Regions from separate parts of the Mus musculus genome. Here region 1 is linked to region 2. A link is a loop called in an ENCODE intact Hi-C map of the cell type or tissue named here. Cell type or tissue: left cerebral cortex. All regions are shown on one strand. Links, peaks and the distances in the headings refer to the core of each region. The heading gives the core; the rest is flanking DNA. Region 1 overlaps Reep1 (receptor accessory protein 1). Region 2 holds the start of Kdm3a (lysine (K)-specific demethylase 3A).

What was found. Hi-C counts contacts between places; a loop is a spot of excess contacts. Peaks named below come from ENCODE experiments on the same cell type or tissue, not always from the same donor. Only the 100,000 strongest peaks of a DNase experiment are listed, where the experiment ranks them.
Region 1: it touches region 2 in a loop (5-fold over the local background); 2 of 42 quality-filtered maps call a loop at or near these places.

The regions. Positions count from the first base shown.
Region 1 is chr6:71,769,482-71,773,874 of GRCm38, reverse strand. It overlaps Reep1 (receptor accessory protein 1), which reads right to left. Exons shown (of 7, transcript NM_178608.4): 4 at 567-687. Among named protein-coding and RNA genes, the nearest start is that of Mrpl35, 52 kb to the left of the region's middle. In left cerebral cortex, for the core only: CTCF peaks have their summits at 1,483, 2,385 (motif pointing right), 3,420 and 3,621; DNase peaks (open chromatin) are centred at 998, 1,484 and 3,772; H3K27ac peaks cover 1,828 bases.
Region 2 is chr6:71,631,474-71,635,866 of GRCm38, reverse strand. Kdm3a (lysine (K)-specific demethylase 3A) reads left to right here and starts at 2,950. Exons shown (of 27, transcript NM_001038695.3): 1 at 2,950-3,029; 2 at 3,288-3,370; 3 at 3,596-3,811. The coding sequence starts at 3,626. In left cerebral cortex, for the core only: a CTCF peak has its summit at 2,323; DNase peaks (open chromatin) are centred at 2,375, 2,850 and 3,586; H3K4me3 peaks cover 2,284 bases; H3K27ac peaks cover 2,180 bases.

The sequences.
Region 1 (4,393 bases), core at 161-4,160, 140 kb before region 2:
TTTCACCCCCTATCACAACATCCCAATCTAATTTCTTTTCTTTTGGTTCTTCTTTGAGCTAACAAACTAATGACTACTAACAAACATCCAACATCCCCCTGAATGACCACCGACCACCAACTCCATCTCTTGGGGCCCTAGCATTTATATACCTTCTGAAAACTTCACAGGATTGGAAGCATCACACAATCAAAAACACTACCTGCAGGGGATTAAAATGGAAACAGATTCTCATAATATTTCTGTGTTTGCCTGTTTAATGTATATGAGTACACTGTAACTGTTTTCAAACACACCAGAAGAGGGCATTGGATGCTGTTGCTGGGAATTGAACTCAGGACCTCTTAACCACTGAGCCATCTCTCCAGCCCTATTCCTGTGCTTTTAAAAGAATAAAAGAAACTAAAATTGCAGAAGTCTCACTACAGAAGTATATATATATCACTATTAAAGGAAACCACTTACCCGTTGAAATAAAGAAGAACCACAAGGGGTCTCCTGCAACAGAACAACCCTTTCTACACAGGGCTTTGATTTTTTCCCTTGCTAGAAGCAGCATCAGTTACCTTTTCTTTTGAAGACAATGTGGGATGAACAAACTTCCTGTACAGGAGGCTGGATCCTTTTGTATAGGGAGACAGCAGCCAGGCTACAAACGCTATTTTTAGTTCATAATAGAATGGAAACCTGGAAAAATAAGAAAATATACCTTCCATTAGGTTCTCCACAGCACTGTTTAAAGCCTGTTAAAAAAAAAAAAAAGACCGGGGTTGGCATGGATGCCCCCATCTCATACAGGTATGGCCAGGTTCCCAGAGTCCTCATCCTCCACCTGCGGAAGGCATGTGCACACACGTGCACTTCTACACACTTGAGACCTCGCCCTAAAAGCCAACTCGTGTTTCGTTTTGATTCTGTTTCTCAAGAGAAGCAGGAAGGCAGGCTCACTTCAGCAGTTACAGCATGGCCTTGCCTGGCAGCAGCTAACAGCTTCTGCAGGGCTATGCTAACTGGGGTTGGCACGTTGATCCAGCTGCAGCTTGTAGACTCAGAAGGTCAAGTCTGTGTCTGGGCACTGGTCATTCAGCCTTCACTGTTTGTGGCCAGGAGACACAGAGGCCAGGCCAGGCCAGGCCAGGGGGAATTACAGCAGGGTGAAGCTGGCAGTGTCTCCACAATGGCCAGGCACCTCTTTCTTGTTTCAATAAAGGCAGGGAGAGGAGTCCAACTCCTACCAAGGAGTCCTGCTTCCTCTACTCAATGTCAGGCAGAGATCTTAATCTTTTTTGTGTGTGCCAAAAGAAAGAAGAGTGAGGGATAACATACATGCTGGACTCCCACACACCCTCAGGCCCATTCATCCATTTGTCCTACAAACACTGGCCCCCACTGCACCTATCTGTGCCATCTTATATAAGGTGGGGGTTGGAGGAGTGGCAGAGACTCCCTGCAATACTGGAGCTTCCAGACAGAGACAAGATTCTGGCAGCTTGGGCTGAAGAGGGAGTGGAGCTGGGAAAACGCTTGCTTTTGCAAGTGTGATGAGCTGAGCGTGATCCACAGATGTCACAAAGAAAAAAAAAAGCCAGATGGTGTAGCGTGTACTTGTAATCCTAGCAGTAGAGAGGCAGAGACAGGCGGATCCCTAGGATACTGGCCAGCCACTTTAGTCTACTCGAGTCACAGGCCGTTGAGACCCTGTCTTAAAAACAAAACAAAACAAAACAAAACAAAAAAGTCTATGTGCCTCAGGAACCACATCTGAAGCTGTTTTCTGGTATATAAATACATGGATGTGTACCTACAGAAACACCAACACACACACACACACACACACACACACACACACCCTCCTTCAGAAACAGCAAGACACAGAGAAAGAGGATGGAGATATGAGGGGAGGAAGAGGGGGAGGGGAGGGGAAGGGGGAGAAATAGTCAGATGTCCTTGAATTTAGGGGTCCAGTTAGAGATTGACTGATAAAATAACATCAACCTGAGACAAGTGTCCTGGTGTGTCTCTTCTACTCTACATCAAGTCTTTGAAAAAATGGAAAAGCCAAGCCCCTCAGGTTGATGCAGATCACTGGGGCCATGGTGTGGTAAGCAGAGTTTAACCCAGATTTCAACCCCACCTCTCCAGTCTCTAGCTGGTGCTGTGAATAACCTGCACAATTGCATTGACAGCATCTCGAGGCTTTGTTGACTCTGGAGGAAGTGTCCTCGCCAGGGTAAGCCACTTCCTAGATCTAGCCAAGAAAGAGCTCCCAGTACTAGCACAGGCTCCTTCTGAACTTTCTTACTTTTTTTTTCTAATATTTTACTTTTAAATTGTGTGTATGTGTATCTATGTGTAGGTTTATGCATGTGAGTGCAGTGACTCTGGAGGCCACAAGAGGGCGTCAGATCCCTCTGAAGTTATAGTTACAGGAGATTGTGAGCCACCTAACATGAGTGTTGGGAACCTAATTCTAGTCCTCTGCGAGAGGAGCAAGCACTCTTAACTGCTGAGCCTTCTCTCTAGCACCCTCCCGACCCTGGAAATGAGAAAGGGCTGGTGAGTAAGGAAAAGGTCTATGCTCAAAGACCTTTAGCTTTTACATGCAGGTCAATAGTCTAGAGCCTGCAGGATCTCACACTCTCAGCCACTGTGCATATGCTTGCATTTCCCCATACCAGGACCAGATAGCCAGAGATGCTCCTATCTCTCAGAACCACTTACAATAGCGAACCCAAATCCTTCTCACGGAACCATGCTGACAGCAAGCCTCTGCCTCCAGAACCATCCTGGTACCTCCCCTAGTGGCCTTGTGTGGTGCTGCACTTCCTATTACTAGGGATCTTTGATGTGGACAAACATCTCCCTCCTGCCAGCCATTTTCAGGTCCTCAAGTCTGACCACACCTACTTAAAACAAACCCCAGACATCCTTACTTAAAATAAGATGCGGTGGGTAAAAGGGTCTCTTACGCTAGTCTGAGGGACCAAAAAGTAAGTCTTTCCCAGGCATCCTTCCCAGATGAAAGAAGCTAAAAATGAAAGCAACCCCTAGCGAGTCATTTCAGAGCCCTTCCAAACTCATACAGCTCCCTCTCCTCAGACAGCGGCCCACCTCACCAAAGCCCCTCTGCTTTCTGGCTTTAGCAGGCTCTTCCTGAATATTCACCAGTAACTGGGGTGAGGGTGGGGTTCTTCCCCGGCAAAGTCGGTTCATCTTTCACAGCTACAAAAGACCAGGGCTGAAAGAGGGGAGGCGTGATCGATGCTCCCCACCCCCAGAGTGGGACACAGCGCTCATTAAGAATGGAGGAACTTTTGTTTTGAAGACAAATTATTAGCCAGTCCAAGGGGAAAGCTACTGAATCCAGCAAGTTCACATACCAGCCTAAGAAACACAGACAGTCCCAAGGACAGCCATCAATCACACTAGAGCTCTCCTAGTTATTGTGTAAAAGAAATTTTTAAAAAGTAGGTCATGCATGCGCATAGTTAAGAAATGCTAAAGAATCCGAGAGCATACAGAGCTTCCCTCCCACCCAGGCCCTCTAGACTCTCTTCTTAATCTTTATTGGGCTAGGCCTATTCAATCAGGTGGGTACCTGTGATTCCCTTAACTGCCTGTTGGTGGCATTCTCTGTTCTCTATACCCCCGACACCTTGCTTTCCCTAATCTGCCCAGAATCAACAGTATACATTGGGGACCATCTCATACCAGAACATGGAAAGCTCCCGTCTCTTTCATAGCTTCCTATACATGTGTAAGCATCTCCCGGGGAAAGAGATTGATGACAAGCATCCATCATAAGCCAAGCTTCCAGCAAACCTCCCTGTATGTGCTTCTCTCTGTATGCACACCAGTGAGGCTATGGTCCGGGTACTCAGGAGTGGATGATCTGTATGCACTTTGTAGATAGCAGGAAACCGTCATTTAGATCTGAGTAACCACATTCTCACTGCACAGCCAACTAAGAGCCTCTGTCCCAGGCTACAGCATTAGCATTTAGGAAATACATATGTCTATTTGACCTTCCCAGGGGCCCCTCTGGACTGCCCAGCCTACCTTGATTCCCTGAACCATTTGCTATATAGATCACTTGTTTTTTTTTAGAATCTTTTTAGCATAATCCATCCACCCACACTGATGCAGCTTTTAAAAGCTTCAGCAAGAAGTCTGAAAAGATGTCCCTTGCTCCCCAGAGGACCGGAGTTTGGCTCCCAGCACCATGCTGGGAGACTCACAAATGCTTACACCTCCATCTCTGGAGAATCTGACACTCCTTCTTCACATATGCCTATAACGAGTGCAGACACATTCGTATACTCTCTCACACGCAAATACACTCCTAATACCTTTAAAAAGCAACAATAAAAAGTTTCCTGTTTCTGGACCTTTT
Region 2 (4,393 bases), core at 316-4,315:
GCCAGGGCTATACAGAGAAATCCTGTCTCAAAAAAACCAAAAAAAAAAATTTTTTTTTATATGTGTGTTAAGTAATGATAATGTCAAATGCAGTACTCTTTTCCAAAGTGCTTTGGCAATCTTTTGGTACATCTAGAATTTTTTCTTTTTCAAGTACTCTGAAACTTCAATATATGTCACATTCCATTTATTCCTTTTATCTATCTTTTCTTTTCCTTTTTTTGATGTTAATTTTTCAGAGTCGCAGATAACCCTCACCTGCTTTAAACTCCTATATACCTGAGGCTAGTCCTGAATTCTTGATTCTCCTGCCTCCACTTTCCAAGTGCAGAGATCAGTGGGTAAAGGAGCCATCGTGCCTTGTTCTTTTTATTCATTTATTTATTTTCCAATTGAAGTACATTTAAATTATTTCCATTTTTCTTCCCACATCCACTGGATGTGACTACTAAAATAAGTGATCTTATCCTTTCTTCCAGTCCATATTTGTTAGCAGTTTTCTCAAGATACACACAGGCACATACTCATATACATACTCACACACTGGTTTCTAGGAAGCTTATAAAAGTTTTAAGCTCATGAACATTCAATGTCCTTTTAATGTTTCTGGCATCTCTGGCTATCAGGAATGCAATGAAAAACAAGAGAGGGTAATATGGGAAAGAATATTATTAAAATGGATTACATATGAAAATGTTCAAATAAAATCCATTATTTTATATAATGATTATAGTTAACAGCAAAAACCATGATTGTTTTCTAGTAACTCTACTAAATAAAAGAACTTTCCATCTATGTAAGTATTTTTTGTTGTTTTTTTGTTGTTGTTGTTCAGATTTAGTAATAGGACTTTGTAAGTTCATAAAGTACACTGGATATCTCTCCAACTTTTCTTGGTTCTGGAATCATGAATAAAACAGAAAAGTCATGTGTGTGTTTTAGTAGAATTTATGCCTAAAACAAAAATGTCTTTTGTTTTAGTAGAATTTATGCCTGTTATTTTCCAAATTATGTGTTATGTGATCTAAGTCCTCCACATTCTCTCATTTTAAAAATTTAAACTGCTTATTTCTGAGATAAATGGATTTATAGCATTTACTGTGATTATAAGCTGTCAAAACTTTCTTGTTTAGTACTATTAACTTAGTTCATATCTTCAGTTTGAATAGTTCAATAATGTATTTTATAGACCCAATCCTTTATTAATATATTTCTTCTTTTTATGCTTTTACTCTTAGTCATATACCATATAACAACATTATGGCAAGTGACATGTGATATATACAGTGGTGATCCCATAAGTTTTTCTCAGTGACTTGGTAATTTCTGTAAGGACACTATGTTATCAATGTAATGAAATCATCTAACAACCTTTTATCAGAATATATCCCTCGTATTAAATAATGTATAACTGTACAAGATGCCAATGTAGCTTTCCTTTGATTAGTCTTATAAAAATTTTACCCTAATAGTTTCAAGTTTCTTATGCTGTACTTTTCTTATGCCAAAAAAATTTTTTTAAATACTAAGTACCTCTCCATGTTTATTTATAAAATTAACCCATTTATATTTATTGTAAATATAAATGGACTTATTCCTGTCATTTTATTTTTAACCATAATTTCTTCTTCTTCCTTTTGTTTTTCTTGTTTCCATTTCTGCCTTTTGATGAAGTGGATAGGTTCCTTCATTCCATTTCCCACCTCTTAATGGTTTGAATATAATAAATCCAATTCAGTTTAATTCAACTTCAGCATTATTTAATCTTTAACATTCTGTTGTCATACATTCAAACCAAATATTTTTCAAAATAAACATCTGGTACTAATTTGCATTGTATAGCATTCCCTTATACATTTTGAATTTTTTCTGAATTCTCATTTTCACACTATTAAAACTAAATTTCCATTCATTTTATAATAAAGATTAAGTGTGATGTTAGATTAAGCACCAGGCTTCATAAAGAAGTCTTCAGTTATTCATTTCATTTTTTGATTCAACCAAGAATCCTCTGGTCCAAACCATAAAACCATCTTTTCTCTCCTTTGTCTTTCAAAGTCACCTCTTTCATTATCACTTTTATCATCAACTCCATCTACTTTCTCAATTTCTTTGTTGTTTCAAAAATCTTATATCCACTTTACATTTTCTTTTTAAAAAACCTACATCCCACATAGTTTTGAATAGATGGTTTGCCTCTAGATTTAATGAACATCGTTTTCCAGCAACTCAATGCCTTTCTTCATTTATCCTTCAAAATGGCGGACCTAGACAGTCATGATCAGTACCACGTGCGCCTGCGCCTCCAGCGGCCATTTCACCCATCAGCCCAAGCTCCAAGAGTCCGCCCCTTCTGGCGCGTGCGCAGGAGCCCCCAGAGCCTAGTCGCTCCTCCCCCTCTAACTGCGTACGCCTGAAACCGCACGTCCCAGTGCTGTCCCTCCCCCGCAGGCTGTGCACCGCCCCCGCCCCTTTCCCGTGAGATTCTTCCGCCTGGTGGAAGGTCGGTCTTCGCTCGACAGCCTACGCGCTTCAAGTGCAATCCAATAGGCGCTCATGATCCTGGGTCTCCCCATTCAGTCTTATCTGTGAGCCTGTGCGATTTTCTTTCTGGCCTCAAAGTCGATAACCGATTCGGCGGGACTTTTTTGCATAGCGCGAGGCAACAAATGGAAGAATGGAGCTGCGGCGGAGGGATCTACCGACCGCGTTCTGCGCGCTTTAATGGGGGATCGGCTTCGAGTCGTTGCTGAGAGCGGGGGGAAGGGAGGAGGCAGCCAAGGAATTGTTTTTTTTCCTCACCCCGCCCTCTTCAGCATAACCAATAGGAACGTAGAATTTCCTAGGCTGCCCCGCCTATCCCCCGCGACTCAACCAATCATCGGTGGCAGCGGCTCCGAGGGGGCGGGTCCGGGAGGCTGTGCGTGTCTTGTGAGAGAGAGCTCTTGAACCAAGTCAGAGCTAGAGTCGGCTGGGCGGCTGGGCTCTGTTGCCGCCGTCGTGGGTGACTCAGGGAGGCGGGAGGCGGGGTAAGCGCTCCGCGGGCCTCGGCTGCGGGAGACAGAGGGAGAAGGGTGAAGGACCCGCGCGGGCGGTCGCCGCGTCTTCTCGGTTCAAGGCTCAGGACGGGCGGGGGTGCGCCCGAGTCGGCGGCCCGGAAGCGGGGGGCGGGGGCGCGGCAAGTGTCGAGTCGCGAGCGAGTCCACGGCGGCTCCGAGGCCGCTCGGGGCGGGGATCGGTCGCTGAGACGGGCCCTAGGCACTAAGAGGGAGCCTTTTCTTTAACAGGGCGAGGGGACGAACACTTAGGCAAAAGCACTGGCGCCGCGGCTCAGTCCTCCCTTCTCTCTCTCAGTGTCCAGCTTTGAAAGGTTTGGAAAAAGCGAAAGTTGTTGGGGCGAGAGGGTCACGCGGCACTCGGGGGGGTGTTTGCGGGGGGGAGTGCTGGGGGGTTGGGGAGGCGCGGGTGGCAGCTTGGGGCGCGGAGTCCACCTGCGGGGGTGTCACTCCACCGGTCCCTGTCGGCGCTTCGTCTCTTCGGGCCGCCTCCGACCTCGGCCGCCCCCCATCGCATTTTGTTTTTGTGCCTTCTGCAGGGAGGAGCCCTTCCTGCTGGCGTGGAAACCATGGTGCTCACGCTCGGAGAAAGTTGGCCAGTATTGGTGGGGAAGCGATTCCTCAGTCTGTCCGCAGCCGAAGGCAACGAAGGCGGCCAGGACAACTGGGACTTGGAGCGCGTTGCCGAGTGGCCCTGGCTGTCGGGGACCATTCGAGCTGTTTCCCACACCGACGTTACTAAGAAAGACTTGAAGGTAAAAAACAAAAAGACTAAAACAAAATACAAAATCCCTAAACAAACAAACAAAACCGTCTTCTGGGGGCTGGGCAGTCAGACGGTTTTCAGTTACCTTGGTAACGGGACAGTTGAGCGCCCCTCCCTCCCTTTTCTGAAATGGGCCACTAGAAAGTTGGCAGGTGATCAGAAGGTACAGAACTCTAGACCGTGAAAGTCTTTGAAATGGGGTGTAGTGTCAAGGTGTGTTTGACCTAGAGCTCCAGTGGCCTGAGATTAATAATGGGTTTAGGATTGTTCAGACATGCTTCATTAATGCAGGCGCTGGGTCCCCTGGGACAGTCTGATTATGCCCCCAACGGGAGGCGTATTGTTTATTAGTAATAGGTTAAAGAAGTGGATGACAATTAGAATCATTGAAGGCTAGCTTGAAAGTGCTTTCAAAAAAGATGATTTCAGATGATGGTGTTCCTCTTTATTTCTTCATTCAACTTTTTAAACTTTACAACTTGGAAGTGAAGTGTGAATGTAAGGGAAGGAGCTTAGTTGTGTTTATCTATTTAGTTTTGTTTGGCTTGTTCTGGTGGTGGGTATTTGCTGA